Linked DNA regions of Homo sapiens: region 1 is linked to region 2. Evidence: read pairs that join two places in POLR2A ChIA-PET (ENCODE). Cell type or tissue: MCF 10A. All regions are shown on one strand. Links, peaks and the distances in the headings refer to the core of each region. The heading gives the core; the rest is flanking DNA.

The links. Peaks named below come from ENCODE experiments on the same cell type or tissue, not always from the same donor. Only the 100,000 strongest peaks of a DNase experiment are listed, where the experiment ranks them.
Region 1: POLR2A ChIA-PET joins it to region 2 with 5 read pairs; 2 of 35 experiments call an interaction of 5 or more read pairs at or near these places.

What each region holds. Positions count from the first base shown.
Region 1 is chr11:45,585,856-45,594,187 of GRCh38, reverse strand. No RefSeq gene overlaps it. Among named protein-coding and RNA genes, the nearest start is that of CHST1, 76 kb to the left of the region's middle. In MCF 10A, for the core only: no CTCF peak of the experiment used is centred there; a DNase peak (open chromatin) is centred at 3,247.
Region 2 is chr11:45,511,980-45,520,311 of GRCh38, reverse strand. All of the region lies in intron 4 of LOC105376654 (a long non-coding RNA gene), which reads left to right. It also overlaps the pseudogene HMGN2P37. Among named protein-coding and RNA genes, the nearest start is that of LINC02687, 140 kb to the right of the region's middle. In MCF 10A, for the core only: no CTCF peak of the experiment used is centred there; no DNase peak of the experiment used is centred there.

The DNA of each region.
Region 1 (8,332 bases), core at 179-8,178, 74 kb before region 2:
AGCCCTCTTGGCTCTGATTGGTTCAGTCAGGGCACACCCCTATCCCTGAACCAATCACTGTGGCCCAGTGATATCACACTCTAATTGGCTGGGCCTGGCTGACAGGTCCTCCTTCAGGGGGAGGGGTTCTGGGTAGTCTCCATCCCAAAGAGGAAAAAGAAGAAAGGAAGGAAATAGAGGTGTGTCGCGTGCCTCCTTTGTGCCAGAATGGTCTGCACACTGCACGTACGTTATCTTATTTAATATCTCCATGAGGTAAGAGCTTGACTCTCATGCTCCAGACGAGGAAACTGGAGTTCTGAGAAGCTAGTCACTCACCTCCCATAGCCCAGATGTTGGAGAAAGGCTGTGCCCTGTAGTTGGCACTGATCAGGGCGGCAGCCTGGGCACTGTGAGGCTCTCACCTTGCTCACTCCTCTCCTGCAGACTGGCTACTCATGGCCATTGCCCATATTCCTATTGAGGTCTTTTCCTCTATCTCATTGGTAAGTAGGATAAAAACAGTGCAGTTAGCGCTGGCCCTTTTCTTGGGGCTTGCGATAAGTACAGGTGACTGTCTGCCTTCCCCATCTGACTGTAAGTTCCTAGCAGGGACTGTGTCTCATTCACCTCTGGATTCTCAGTCTTGGACTGGAGATCAGGAGAATTCCAGTCTTGAATCTGCAGCCCAGTGCTCAATCTCCTTGGCTTTGCCACTCTTCAGTGGGGCACCTGAGCCCCCTCTCCTGATGGCTAGGTCCCCTAGAGCACAGCTTTGAAACTGCTGGTGGGACCTGGGGGTGTCCAGTATGAGTCCTTTGGATGTTGACATTCTTCGGGCTGTGCTGAGAGCTCTCCCCTGGCTCACTGTCCACACTGGTCTGCCTGTGAATTCCATGTTGGATGGTGCTCTAGACAGGTCTTGGTTTCAGGACAGAGTCCAAGAGAGATGACTGTTTCACCTAAGAAGGGCAGGAGTCAAAGAAGAGGGGCTCATGTTCCTTCTCAAATACCTCACCATGTGCTTCCCACAAACTGACTCTGGACTGGCCTGCATGGATGTGGGGAGGGGAGTCCAGGCCCTGAAGTCAGGTGCAATGCTCTCTTCTCTGGTCATCTGTGACCACTCTCCATCTGGCTGTGACAGCCCCACAGACTTCTCCATTCCAGGCAGCTCTAGAGAGCTAGGAAAGGGTGGGAGAGAAGAGAGGCTGCCCCTGCTCCCACGGCCCCCTCCCAGCTTTCCAATCACATCAACAATTTCTCTTGGCATTGTTTCCAGTCCCATTAATATTCATAAGTGACTTTTCTACTGTGCTTGCGATTTTCTAGGAGACAGACAGGCCCGCACTTTCCTGTGTTAATAGGATCCAAAGCTCACCAACTCAGATCTTATTAGCAAATCTCCATTAGATACCGTGGCCCTTCTGGGCTGCCTGATAGGCGAGCTTTGCACCACGGGTGACAGCCAGAGCAGGTCTTAATCCAATATGACTTTGCAATCCCCACTGCAGAGACAAGCCCAAGGAGGAGCCTGGGCAAGGAGCAGATCAGGCTGAGCTGGCCATCCTATTAGGGGTGGAAATGGAGTCCCTGGGGCAGCCAGGGCAAAGAGGCTGGCTGTGGATGGGCTGCCTCCCCTCCCAGAAAGGGGCACTTTATTGATTCCTTCCTTCAGTCACTTGGACTTTCATTTATTCAACAAAATAATCACTGATTGCTTCCCATGTGCCAGATCCTGGGCTATGGCTGCTTTTTCCCTCCCGAGGCTCATTGTCTGGGTAGTTGGTGGGGTGGACAGCTGTGCTTATGAACAATTGTTCCATGGCAGGTGCCATGCATAGCCCAAGGTACTGATCCCCAGAGACAGGCAGGTGAGCAAGCAGGGTTTAGCAACATCTGGGAACAGAGGAGCAGGCTCTAGGAAATTTGTGGGTGGGGAGCAGTGGCTGGCAGCTACTCCTAGGTCTACCTTGTACTTGCAGAAGCTGCTTTCCAGCATGCATTAGCTGCATGACCTTGGCCAAGCCTCTTTACCTCTTTGCTGTATCTTTTCCCATCTGTAAAACATGGCTAATAGCAGTGTCTTCCTCCTAGAGTTGCCATGAGGATTAATGGTACCTGACACATAGGTAGCACTATGTTGGTGTAGCTATTATTATTTGGGGGAACTCCAGGGTTCCTCTTAGCTTTAAACTTCTTGAACTGAGCCCCAGTTTCTGTGTTGTGTGGAACAAGCTTGATGTGTGCAAAGGTTCCAGGCTCTGGGCACACGCAGGCCCTCCTGAGCTCCATGGCTGCTTGTTGTAAAGTCAGGGCATTTAGTGGGCACTCAGGGGTACTGTGTGGCTCCAATGCTAAGCCCCTTTGCCACTGAGAAAACACTGATGTGGATGAAGGTCCTAGGGGTGGTGGGGGTAAACCCAGGTCCTGGATGAAAGGCAATCAAATCTGTGAAATCAGAGAGTTGGAGCAGCTGACCTGAAGGGAGTCTTTCTAGGTCTGAAATTCGCTGACCTAAGGTACAAGGCCCAGACCCCACCCTCTCTAGGTGCTTGAGGTAGATGAAGCTGGGAAGCCCCGTCTGCTATAGGTCAAATGTGCCCCAACATGCTCCCAAATGATGGACCAAATGTGGGATTCCGTGGTTAAGGCGTGACAAAAGCATGGGAAGAGAGACTCTGGGGGCTGGGGAAGTCAGGGAGGACTCTCTGGACGGGGCAGGACTTGATCTGATCCAGCTTCTAAGAATGTGGACAGGGAGAAGGCAAGGTGATCCAGGTGATGGACACTGGAGGGGCCAAGGCGTGGAAAAAGGCTGGAGGATGGAGAGGAAGGGAGTGGAAGCAGTGAGGCTAGGAAAGACCCCTTGTCTTCAGGAGGCCACAAACTGGTGGTCTGAGATCTGTGTTGTTGGCTCAGTGTTTAAAAATATGTGATATTTAAGGGGTGCCTGTGTGTTTTTCCTTGCCGCCATCCTAACCACTCCTTGTATCACACTAGGCCCGGTTTATACTTTTAGGTTGCCTGCCTGACACTCGGAGGCACTGGAGTTTGTGACCCCCACAGGTAGAACCTTAAAGATTTGGTGGGAATTCAAGCCCCAGGTGAAGTCTGGGCCATTTGACCTTAAAAGCTCTAGAAATTGTTATTAGAGTCTGGGCCCTGGTGAGCTGTGTTATTGTGAGGCCTAAGGCTCCTGGGCTGGCCACAGAGATGGCAGAGTGCCCCTGGCCAAGTCCCTATAAAAGCAGAAGCTGTGTCTCATAATTCCCAGACCCGCTTTGGCAAAATGCCCAGTCTCCCTTCCTTGTGGAAGGGGAATTTTTGGCTGATGGGCGCCTGAGTTCGTGATCAGATTCCTGAAGTCCAAAATGGCCAGAAGCCATTCTCTGCCCACTCTGCAGCCTGAGTCTGTCCCTGATCCCCTTCTCTGCAGGCTGCAGCAGTGCCAGCCATTTCCAAAGGCCTGGCTTGGGAGGAAGAGTGGGGCAAATAAAACACCTGTGAGAGGTGAGAAGCTCTCTAAATTCCCTAAGTTGGTTTCAAGGCTGAGGATTTTTATCACCAGCGAATCTCGGTGTTTTTGTGAAGGCAACTGAAATCTGGATGCTTTGCAGTCAGGGGGCCCAGGAAGAGCAACTTTGGATTTTCATATGTAGCTGGGGTTTGCCAGGGAGAGGGCATGGCAGGGGAGGTGGAGGGTGGGTGGGGAGCAGGCTGTTGGAGGGGCAGCAAGACGTTGTTGTTGGGGACATGGGCTTTCTGAGTCACAGACACCTGGGTTGGAACTCTGCCTCAGCTGCTGGAAAACTGTGTGACCTTGAGCAAGCCCCATAACCTCTCTGAGCCATTGCTCGACAATGAGTCTGTCATTTGATAGGCTTTCGACAAAGGAGAGCTATAATTATGATTACTGTTATTTTGGGGCTAGCCTTGTGGAGTCCTCAGCTGGTGGACAGCTGAGCTCTTCCATCTTTGGGAGAATGGGTGGAGCATGGATCCTCTGCCCTTTGACTGCAGGCTGTACTGATCCAAGGGGTCCAAAGGAGAAAACTTTGAGCCATTATTGAGCAAGGCAGCTGAGGAGTAGAAACGTAGCCTGCACAGAGAGCTGTGTTAGCCTGGCAGCTCCCAGCAAGCTCTGGGGCAGGTACCCAGGGATACTCTTGGGGATCAAGGGTCAGGCAGTTCTACCTTGAAGAACGAAAGCATCAAGAGTGTCACAGCTGGCAGGAACTTTGGGGACTACCCAGGCCAATCCCATCAGGGTTTTTTTTTTTTTTTGACCACTTGCATAGTGTTAGGGTTTTTTTTTTTTTTATTGCCACTGTAACAAATTAGCACAAGCTTGGTGATTTAAAACAAGAATAAATTCATTTCAAACTACCAAGTTTAAAATAGTTTTGGAGGCCAGAGATCCAAAATCAGTATCACTGGCAGAAATCAAGGTGTGTGCAGGGCTGTGCTTTCTCTGGAGGCTGCAGGGGAGAATCCCTTCCTTGCCTCTTTTAGCCTCTAGGAGCTCCTGGCAACCCTGTGCTTGTGGCTGCGTCACTCCAGCCTCTGCCTTTGTGGCTATCTTGCCTTCTCCTCTTCTGTCTGCCACCATCTTTTAAGGGTACAAGTGATGGCATTTAGGGCCACCTTGATAATCTGGTATAATTGGTATAATGTCCCCATCTCAAGATTTTTTTGTTGTTGTTGTTGTTGAAATGGAGTTTTGCTCTTGTTGCCCAGGCTGGAGTGCAATGGCTTGATCTTGGCTCACTGCAACCTCCACTTGCCATATTCAAGCAGTTCTCCTGCCTCAGCCTCCCAAGTAGCTGGGATTACAGGCACCTGCCACCACACCTGGCTAATTTTTTGTATTTTTAGTAGGGACAAGGTTTCACCATGTTGACCAGGCTGTTCTCGAACTCCTGACCTCAGGTGATGCACCTGCCTTGACCTCCCAAAGTGCTGGGATTACAGATGTGATCCACTGTGCCCGGTCTCAAGATCTTTTATTGTATCTGCAAAGTCTTTTTTTTTTTTTTCCATATCCTTATATGTATTCACAGGCTTCAAGGATTAGAACATGGATCTCTTTTGGGGGCCATTATCAGCCTACCACACCATTAAAAAAGGCTTTTTTTGGAGTTAATTTTAGACTTATGGAAGAGTTGCAAAGCTAGTCAAAGAGTTCCCATATAGTCCTCACCCAGTTTCCCCTTATGTTAAACTCTTCCATAATCATACAACATTTATCAAAAATTAGGAAATGACTCTTGTTACAATATTATTCACTATTAACTAAGTTTTGGAATTTATTCAGATTTCACTTGTCTTCCCACGAATGTTCTTTTTCTGTTTCAGGATCCGGTCCAAGATATCACATTGCATGCATTTAGTGTCTCCTTAACATCTTCCAGTCAGTGAGTTTCTCAGTGTTCCACTGTCTTTTATGACTTTGACAATTTTGAAAGGTACTGGTCAGTTTTGTTTCGGTGGAGTATTCTTCTGTTTGTGTCTCTCTGGAGCTTCTTCATGGTTCTATTGAGGTTACGTGTTCCTGGGACAGATACCATAGAGCAATGTGCAGCACAACTGCATCGTACTGGGGATATGTGATGTTGGTATGTACTAGTCATACATACCTAGTGATGTTAACCTTCCTCTCTTGGTTAAGGTGGTGTCTGCTAGGATTCTCCATTATAAACTTACTATTCTTCCCTTTGTAATTACTCCTTATTTAGGAGGAGATACTTTGAGACTACACACATATCTTGTTTCTGCTCAAACTTTCACCCACTAATTTTAGCATCCATCGATGGATCTTGTCTGTGGCAATTTTGACTATGCTGTTCTATTTCCCTCATTCCTTCTACATTTATTTCTCAGAATCCTTGTGTAAGATGTTAAGTCTTCTCTCCTATTTATGTCTTCAGTTATTTATATCAGTATGGACTCAGGAGCATTTCTTTTATTCTTTGGGTTACAATTTAGCAATATTGTTATTGATCTTGTTGCTGAAGTCCTTTCAACTTTGGCTGTTGGGAGCTCTTTCAGGGTGACTTCTGAGCCCTTTCCAATTGTTCCTCTCCTTCCTCCCTCCTTCCTTCCTTCCCTCCCTCCCTCCCCCCTTTCTTTCTTTCTTTCTTTCTTTCTTTCTTTCTTTCTTTCTTTCTTTCTTTCTTTCTCTTTCTTTCGTTCTCTTTCTTTCTTTCCTTCTTTCTTTCTTTCTTTCTTTCTTTCTCTTTCTTTCTTTCTTTCATTCTCTTTCTTTCCTTCTTTCTTTCTTTCTTCCTTCCTTCCTTCCTTCTTTCCTTCCTTCCTTCCTTCCTTCCTTCCTTCCTTCCTTCCTTCCTTCCTTCCTTCCTTCCTTCCTTCATTTCTCTCTCTCTCTCCCTCCCTCCCTTCCTTCCTTCTGTCTCTTCTTCCTTCTCTCTCTCTCTCTTTCCCTCCTTTACTCTTTCTGAGGGTGAGTTCCCCCCATGACTATAACCTGTGGTCTTGCACAAGCTTAGAAATTAGTCCCAGTCTTTCTGTAGATGGTTTTTGATGGACAAGGACTACATCTCTCACTTCAAAGTTCCTGGCACTTAGCACTGGCTGAGCACAAAAAACACACTCAAAACCATGAGTGTTCTTGGCTTCCCTTCTTCACTCAGCCCCCTTTCCTTCCCACTCTTGGTCACTGAAGATCTGGCCTTGTCTCCTGGAGCATATTCTCAGGAGGCAGGGGAAAGACACGTGAGGAATGTGGGCCTTGGAATCAGATCTGGGTTCAAATCCTGTCTCTACTGCTTCAGGCTCTGGAAGCTTGGGCAGCTGACCTACCATCTGTGCCCCTGGAAGACAGGGATGATGGAATCAACCTTAGAGAGCCAGTGCCAGGATGACAGAAGACAATAGATGCAGAGAAGGTTGCACCCTGCTTGGCCAAGTCGGTGGTGACTGCTGCAGCCTTCATAGTTGGTTAGAGAAGAAAAGGCAGATGAAGTAGGGGGAGGGTGGAATCTCTGCTGTTCAGTCCTGTTTCCAGGTGAACTTCAATTTTATGCATTCCATTTAAAATAGAAGGGATTTGTGAAATATATAACCATAGGTGATTTGAAATGGATAAATTTGTGAGGCTTTGCCTATAAATGTGTTATACATAAGACTAAAAAGATCCTCATATCTCCTCTCTCTCTTTTTTTTTTTTTTTGCAAGTAGGGTTCCTGTGTTTTCCATGTTATGCCCAGGGTGCTCTGAGCCCCAGGACTCAGAGACCCCCAGATGCCTTGTTGAGTGCCCCTCCTATGAGCATCCTTATGCCTCTGCCTCCTTGGCCCACAGGAAAGCAAGCAGCGGCAGCCTGGCATAGCTTCCTTCCCTGACTGGAAGAAAAAGCCTGATGTATTAATGACCACACTTAACAGGCCTCAATTTTAATCTCTGCTTTAAATTTGGCACAATTGTTTTTACAATAAAGCCTGATTTTTTTCACAATAGGGTGCTGAGTGTGTGTGTATTCCATTCAAACACAAAGAAAGCCTGCTTTACTTACTGCAAGAAAGGAAATAAATAGAAATCAGCCTTTGTCAGACTAGAAATTCATAGATTCCAGTCATATGCCAGGCTGTTCAATGCCCCCTCTCCTCTGCCTTCTTTGACATCTCCCTCAGCCTCAGTCTCATTCTACAAGCATTCCTGAGCACCTGCTGTATACCAGACGCAGGGATTAGGGATGAGTGGGGTACATGACTGCCCTCCAGGAGGGAGAAGTGACTGCTTTAGGGGGTCACAGGCTGAAGCTGAATAGGCTGGACCCGGACCCTGTAAGCCAGGTAATTGGGATCAGTGTTTCTCAAAGTGTGGGTTCCCTAGATGAGCTCAGGCACTCTCAGGCTTGGCATCAGTCTCACTGAATCGTGAGTAAGAAGGGTACTTACTTTTGAAATCATTGTCAATCCTGATCCTGGTAGGAGAATGTCTCTGGTGGAGGTTGGCATGTCTTTAAGGCCTTTTGAGCCCTTGAGATCTTTCATTTTAATGAAGAAAGCAGAGCACAGGTTCACAGCCTTCTCGGGCCATGGTGGTTTTTGGGCAACGTGATTCCGGTTTTCTAATGCAGGAAAGAGAAAACTTTCCTTTTTAAATAAACTGATCTGTGTTAAGAAAAGCAGTTGATGTAAAGAAACATATTAAGTCAATAATTATGTGGACGGCATGAGTACACAACATTCTGCTAGTGGTAGTGCTGGGATGCCTGAAGACAGTGAACACTGATCTGGGTGATCATTCTCTTGGTGTTTATTTCGCAGGTGCCATTCCTGACCTCAGGTCTAACAGTCCCAGCTCTTAGGTGCCTGGGGACATGTGAAGG
Region 2 (8,332 bases), core at 188-8,187:
GTGTTTCCACAATGTGGGCTTTCCTGATTGCATCCCCATGGTGGCTTCACTCCTCTGTCTTCTGTATTTCCTGTAAGTCGACAATTCATTTTTGAGGCTTGATCAGGTTCAGGGTTGGCTTTTTCAGTCATACAACCTCACAGTGCTGTGCGTTTCCATCAGGAGGCACATCATGCTTGTTGTCTCCAGCTTGGGGATGTCAGGAGGTATGGATGCTCACAGCTTGGATCCATTAATCCATTAGGGGTTGCAAAATGGTGAGATTCCAATCCTATCATCCCTTCCTCATTTACGAGCTGGAATACTTCTAAAAGGAGAAACATCCCCTCATCTGCAATTTCGGTACCCAGTAGTACAGTTTGTATAGGAAAGATGGGAAAAATGCTTGACTCTTTGTCTTTATTTACCAACTAATTACCTTTTGATGGCATGATGCTAACAGTTAATACTTGTAGAGCACTTACAGATCGCCAATGTTCTCATCAACACTATCTCATCTGATTAATTAATACCACACAACAACCCTGTGTGGTAGACACGACAGATGGTGTTATTTTTAAATCTTTTTTTTTTTTTTTCAGAAGAGAGAACTGAGATTCAGAGAAGGTAAGCAACTCGTTCAAGCTCAGAAAGCTACCAGAACAATCATTGCTAACTTACAGGGAGCCTTAACTCTGAGCCAGATGCTGTTCTCTAAATGTGAATTAACCCATTTACTCCTTAAACAACTGTAAGAGAAAGGCAGGGACAGTCTCTGTCCCCACTTTACAGGTAAAAAGTCTGAGGCCAAGAAAGCCTCAAATTGCGTGAGGTCACATAATAATACTAGAGATTACCCTTTATTGAGCACTTACTGCGTGCCAAATGCCTTGCTAGGGGCCTAAACATAATACAGCACTCTGCTATCTGTTGTGTGTTGGGTTCTTGCCACATGTCAGGCATATGTCTCTTCATAGCAACCTTAGGTTAACCCTGTGTTACAGAAGAGGAAGCTGATGGTCAGAGTGGTTGGGTCACAGTCCCAAGGTCACAGGGTTTGTATGGAACTGTGTTGGATTCCAAGCCAGTTCTCTTCTGCATTACACATCTCCAGCCCATGGGCCAGGACTTGAGCCTAGACTTTCTGACCAGAGTCTGTGTCCCTTCCCCAGAACCCTCAGAGTGTCTGATCTAGAGGAGGAAATTTTCCTGTGGGCTATCAGCTGCCTCCAGGCTCGTTCACCCTCCTGTAACCAATCTCTTCTGTGCTTGGCCTTAATTGACAAGGGGAGACCAGGGTGACAAAAAAAGGGAAGAAACCTCATTATGTGGCAACAGAATTAGTGGTTTTAGTGACTCCACACATCCCCAGATGTAGTTGGGTCGGCCTTTAATTGCTGTTCTCCACCACTTTTCTCCCAGAATTGGATTATCAAGCCCATTCAGGAGCACAACGTATTGAAAGGACTGGGGACCTCTTGGCCTAGCAGGGAGGGGCAGGAAGGGCCCTGCCAGCCTAGGAGGGAGGGCCCTGCCTGGGCCAAGAGGCCTACCTTTGTCTGGGGCCATGCTTGGTGCCCATCAGACATCATGACAAGGTCCTAAATCACGATGGCCTCAATAATCCTAGCGACCTGGGGCCAAGGATGCGGCTGCAGGCTGGTATGAACAGTCATAAATGCGAGTCTGCCAAGGGATGCTCTCCCTCCTAATGAGATGCTGTGGCCTACTTCCTGCACGGAGAGAGGCCTACGGAGATGGGGGAGAGGGCAGGAGGAGGAAAAACAAGAATCCAATTAAACCCTCAATTCGAGCAGAGTAAATGAATTTGACTTTAGGTGATCAAGAGGGAGAAAACTTCTAATTAGACACAGGGCAATCCTGGGGCTGAGCATGTTCGTGACCCGCCCTCATGCCCGCCCCCGTCACTTTTTAGATAAATGTTAAGGATTAGAATGACATGTAATTAAAATCCGTCAATCCCATACACGGGCTGCTGATGGGGTTGGATGACTGCTCGCTCACCTGCCCTCTGCTTTGTCATGAGGTCCCGCCCCCTCCTAGCTCCTGTGTTCTGATTTGCCCTCGCCGCCAGCCAATCCCGTTTGAGCAGGAGGAAGATTCGGGCCGGAGGGGCAGCCTTGGGACGCGCCCTTTTTCAAAGGCCAAGAGAGGGTTTGGAGAGCAGGGCTTTAATCTGGCCGAGGCACATAGGCCTCAGGTTGCACACTGGAGGCCCTTGGACAAAGGCTGACCCACAGATGAGTTAAAAACAATTGAAATGCATTTATGGCACTGCAAGATCTGGATATTTCACATAAATATTTGGATTTTCTAGTTTCTTTTGAAAAATCAAAAATTATATATTGGGCCTGCATTCCCACAGAGTAACAACTGGCTCTGGTGGAATAGTGGCCGACCATTTAGACAAGATGCGGGTGCCCCAGGTCATTACATCTCCTATCTGGCCTGGTTCACTCATCTGTTGGCCTTTCAGAGGGCAGGTCACTCGTGTGCTCAAGCCACAGGATTGCCTTGTGAATAATTAGAAGTGTTTTCCCTGTTGGCATTTCAATTTTGCAAGCTCTGATCTAGGTCTTCAATCTCTAGGCGAAGGGAAGTGCCCAAAGGTCCACTTCGAACTCCTCTTCCCACCCCAACTCACACACCTTTGCTCATGCAGAACCCTCTTCCTGGAAAGCCCTTCCTCCTGTAGAATCTTAAGTATCCTCCAAGGCTTCATTCAGTGCCACCTCATCCGGGAAGAATTTCCCATCTCCCTAGCAGGAATTTTGCCCTCCCTGCTCTGGCTTCTGGGATACTCAGTGTCCCTGCTATATAGCACCTCTCTGGTGTGTGATGGTGAAGCCACCTGCCCCAGTGGGCTATCAGCTAAGAGCAGGGACCAGGTCTGATTTGCCCTGCCTCCCTTCACGTGCTCAGCACAGGGACTGGCCCAGGGCGGACACCCCGTGAATGTGAATTGAAGAGCATTGAACACACGCCAGCATAGGACTGGCCTGGGCGCACGTGGCAGCGACCAGGACCATCTTTGCCTCTTTCCCAGGCCCTCTTCCCACCTCTTTTGTCTCCCATTTGCCGTCCCTTCTCAGGCTCCAGGCTTGCTGGCTGGAGATTATTTTCAGAAAGGTCTTTGGGAATGAACATGTCAGGATTCATCCTGCAGTGGACAAAGAGAAGCAATACTTAACTCAATGGAAAGATGTGCTCATGCTGGAATATCAAGCATGTAACAGCAGATAGGTCCACAGGAAGATGCCTTTTGAAAGCAGGGCCTACCAAGGGACTCATGGGCTATTCAGTGATTTATACAGACCATGATTTGTGTTATGGTTCATTGACGTCCCGCATTTGGCTGTGACCCAGTGTCACAGGACAAGTCACCTGACCTATTTGAGCTTCAGTGTCCTTGTATGAAAAATGGTGATAATAATACCTTCAGCACATTTCTTAAAAAGTTAAACATAAACTTTCCTCATGATCTAGCATTCTCCTCCTAGACATCTATCAAAAAGAAATGAAAACATGCACCCACACAAAAATTTGCACCCACAAGTCTTTGTGGCAGCTTTATTCATTGTATTAGGCCGTTCTTGTATTGCTATAAAGAAATACCTGAGACTGGGTAATTTATAAAGAAAAGAGGTTTCATTGGCTGATGGTTCTGTAAGCCATAGAGGAAGCATGGCAGCATCTGTTTCTGGGGAAGCCTCAGGGAGCTTTTACTCATGGAGGAAGGTGAAACAGGAGCAGGCACTTTACCTGGTGAAATCAGGCATAAGAGAGTGGTGGGGGATGCCACACACTTTTGAATGACCAGCACCACAAAGAGCACCAAATCATGAGGGATCCACCACCATGACCCAAAACTTCCCACCAGGCTCACCTCCAGCACTGGGGATTACAATTCAACATGAGATTTGGGTGGGGACAAATATCCAAACTATATAATTCATAACAGCCCCAAATTGAAAGCAGCATAAATGTACATCTACTTGTGAATAGATAAACAGAATGTGATATAACCATACAATGGGATACTATTCAGCCATAAAAAGAAATGAATGACTGATATATACTAGAACGCAGGTGAGCCTCAAAAGCATTAAGAAGCCAGACACAAAAGACCACATATTATAGACTCAATTTCTATATGACAGGGCAGAAATTAAATTAGTGGCTTCCTGGAGGCAGGCATGGGGTGGGAACAGGAATTGATATAAATGGGCAAGAAGGAATCTTATTGGGGTGATGAAATGTTCTAAAACTTGGGGTGATAGATGATGATAGCTGCACAACTTGGTAAATTTACTAAAAATAATTGCATTGTAAACTGGAAGTGGGTAGATTTTTATGAAATTGAAACATTGCCCTATAAAGTTGAAAAAAGTACCTTCTTGGCCAGGCACAGTGGCACATGCTTGTAATCCCAGCACTTTGGGAGGCTGAGGCAGTTGGATCACTTGAGGCCAGGAGTTCGAGACCAGCCTGGCCAACATGGTGAAACCCCCGTCTCTACTAAAATACAAAAATTAGCAGCATGTGGTGGCACGTGCCTGTAATCCCAGCTACTCAGGGGGTTGAGGCGGGAGAATTGCTTGAACCCAGGAGGCAGAGGTTGCAGTGAGCCAAGATCATGCCACTGCACTCCAGCCTGGGTGACAGAGTGAGACCCTGTCTCAAATAAATAAATAAATAAATAAATAAATAAATAAATAAGGCACCTTCTGCACAGGGCAGTGGCCATACTCAAAGGAGATGACACCCAGGCCACCTGGTTCAGTCTTTAGCGGATCCCGGGTGCTTCACAAATGTCAGTCTCAATCCCACTGTCCTTGGCCCAGGACAGTTTCAATGACTGGGGAAAAACAATTTGTGATTTCTGCTTTTTTCTGAGGCATTACCTTAAGGACACCATTTGAAGCCATAGGCCTCACCCTTCCAGGCTCCATTTGCCACCCATCCCCTCACTCTTTCCTCTCCAAGGCCTCTGCACCTGCCTCTTCTTGTAGCCTTCTCCACCCCACACTTACTACCTGTTTTCCCAAAGCCAAACTGTATCCAGGTTGATTAAAGATACTTTCGATAAACAATTGTCGTATTTCAGGCAAGACATGGGCAGACAAGCATTAATGGTATACGACAACGTTCAAACTCCCTTCTTCAATGGGCTGCCCAAATCGGAAAGCCACTATAAGACTAGACGAGGTCTTCATTTGATGCTGTGAACAGGGAAAATTTAGAGTGAGGGTTGACATTTCACATTTAACATGTTGTTTAACAATGTTTCACGAGCCCACTCTGACTTTCAGGAAGTAAAAGAAAATGGCAGACTTTATCTGAAGATCCTCAATGTAGAAATGAAACCACTGCTTCTTTAAGGGGCGCCGTCTCAGTGGCATCCCTGGAAAGTCCAGGCTGCCTGAGCCACTGGTAACCAGTGACTGGGGGTTGGATCCCAACAGGGGTCTGGGTTTATGGAAGTTAAGTCTATGCTAAAGGTGGGAATGGAGAAGATGACATAAAAACAAATTTTAGTTTTTCCACACAACAAGGCTTTTGTGCCAAGGTGGCTATGTGTGTCAAAGTCAGGGAATCCCTACTCCTGGGAGCCGAGAGGAAGTCTCCTAAAACTAGAAGGGAAAGATGTTTTCCCTACATCGATCCAGCTTCGGAGGCATTCTATTAGTGACATATGCTCCATTCCCCCCAAAACAACAAGGAAGTGTTCTGAGTGCTAACAACATAGCTTAAAAAAAGGTACAACAAAATTCTGCATTTTCATAAAACTTGATAAAAAATAATATTTCAAACTGTGCAGTCACCAGAGGTACACAGTTACCCCAAATGCACATACTCCACTTGGCAGCCCCAGCGCCTTCAGCTTTCTGTGCCTGCTCTGTGTTGGCAGCTGCATTTTCTGCAGGACAATTCCCCTCCTTGCCGGCATCAGCTTCTCCCATCTTCCCTTTGGGTCCCTTCTCTCCCTTCTTGGGTCCTTTTAGGCCTGGGCTCTGGCTTTGGAGGAGCAGGTTTAGCAGACAACCTTGCAGATCTTCTCTGTGGTTTGTCCTCCCCTTGGTTTCATTTCCCTTAGCATCTCCTTCAGCCTTTCACTTGGGCTTGGTGGTGACAGTAGCGGGACGTAGGTGCTGGACGCGGGGATGCAGGGGCGTGCAGGCTTTGGTGGGCCCGAGAGTCGTTCATGCCTCTTCTTCACACTACTCCCTACCTCTTTCCTAAACCATGTGATGACCTGGGGCCAGGCCTCCTCCTTCCCACAGGGTTCTGCTTCTTCCTGTTTTTCCTACACAAGCCTCAGGCTGCTCTTTGAGGCTTCCTGCACTCACAAACATTTGCTGGCTTCCCAGTGCCTGCAGGAGAAAGCTGGAGCCGTCACCTGCAGGCTCTGCCATTGGTCTCCTTCCTCCCTCTGCCTTCACTTCCTTCTGCTCCATCTTAAAATGACTTTCCATGTTCTACCTTGGCACCTTGGCCTGTGCCATCTCCCTGATGCAGGCCTCACCCTCCTGTCAGCACCCACAGCAGGAACTCTCATGCGGGGTAGGAGGGGGAGCTTAGGAACTTAGACCCAGCTGGTTCTAGACCTGGCTCTACTGCTTAGCAGCCAAGACACTTCAGTTTCCTTGTATGTGAGATGGGAGTGTTATCGATGTGTAACACGCAGAGCTGGGCAGTGTCCCTCTTGCTCACAAGATCTGAAGTCCATGAGGGCAGGGATCATGAGCCCCACCCTACCCCTCCCTGCTCCAGAGTATAACATCCTTGGGACCTAAAACAGAGCCTGGCACAGGGGTATGTCCCAGCACGAGTCTGTGGGCGCATGAATTAGTGAAGTCTGGATTGGCTTTTTTTCTAGTGCCTGGTCTGTGTTTGGTAAATGCCCCTCCCTCCTCCTGTTGGCCTGTTTTTGACAAGCATTTCTTGGATGCCCGACATGTGCTGGGCATTGGATATGGGGCTTCACTTGTAGGAGTAGATGAATAGAGTCACTCATTCATGCATTTCTTCAACTCATGTTTCCTGGGGTCCTACTTTGTGCCAGGCAATGTTCCAGCGCTGGGGTCATAGCAGAGAGCAGGACAGACACCCCTGCCTTCATGGGCTATTTCCTAGTGAGAGGAGAAAATGACAAACCATCACTATAATAATAATTAACTAAATAAGCAGACTATCCAGTGTGTCTACTGGCAATGAGTGCTAGACAGAAAATCAAGCAGGGAAGCGGGTGGTGGTGACAATTTTGAAGAATGTGTCAGAGTAGGTCTCAGGGAGGTGACATTGGAACAGGTGCTGGGGGGTGGAGCCATGTTAACATCTGGGGAAGTAGCCTTTCAGGCAGAGGGAAGAGCAGGTGCAAAGGCCCTGTGACAGGAGCCTGCCTGGGTTGTCTTGGCTGTAGGTAGTTGGGAAGGTAACACTAGGGAGGTGACAGAGGCCAGGTTAGAACTTGAGCCTTTGTTCTGGTGGAGGGGAAGCCATTGGGGGGTTTGAAACAGTGGAGTGAAGTGACCAGACTTATGTTTTCAAAGGATTCCCCTGGCTATTGTGCTGAAAACAGACGGTAGTAATAACAGCAGTCAACATTTACCAAGGGCTTACCCTGTTCTGGGCACAGCTCCAAGCCTTTTAGACAGTTCAACTCATTGAATCTTCACAACGACACCATGAATTGGGTACTACAATCCCCATTTTAAAAAAGAGGAGAGGGAAGACTCAGAAAAACAATTTTCCCAAGTTCATATAGCCTGTACATGACAGAGCTGGGGTTTGAACCCAGACAGCAGTCCAGGCCAGGCACCTGTGTGAGTACCATTACTCTGCACTGCCTCTTGCATGGGGAAAAATGGGGCTGTGAATTCAGACAGACCTGAGTGTAAAGCCTCACTCCATTTGACAGCTGTGTGGGCTTGGGCAAGTTACTTAACTACTCTGTGTTCTAGTCTCATCTGTACACTGAAGATAATAATAACAACTGTAGAGGTTGCCAAGGTGAAACAAGGTCAAGGGTAAAATTCTATATGTGGCCGGGTAGAAGTCAACACATGGTAGCTTTTCCTTATGAGCCGAGGGCTTGGCTGCTCAGCCTGCCCACTGCAGTCTATCCCTCCTGTCCCCAGCAAGGGATGACATCAACCTTTAAAGATGGTGTCTTTACAAGGACTGTAGGACCTTGGCCCAGTCCCTTCCTTTTTCTGGGCCTCAGCTGTCCCTTCTGGAAAGAGGAAGGGCCCACGTGGTGCTGGCGTGGGTCTCTCCCAACTCTGCAGTGCCACAGTTGTGCCTAGTAAATTTTGCCTACCCCTCCCCA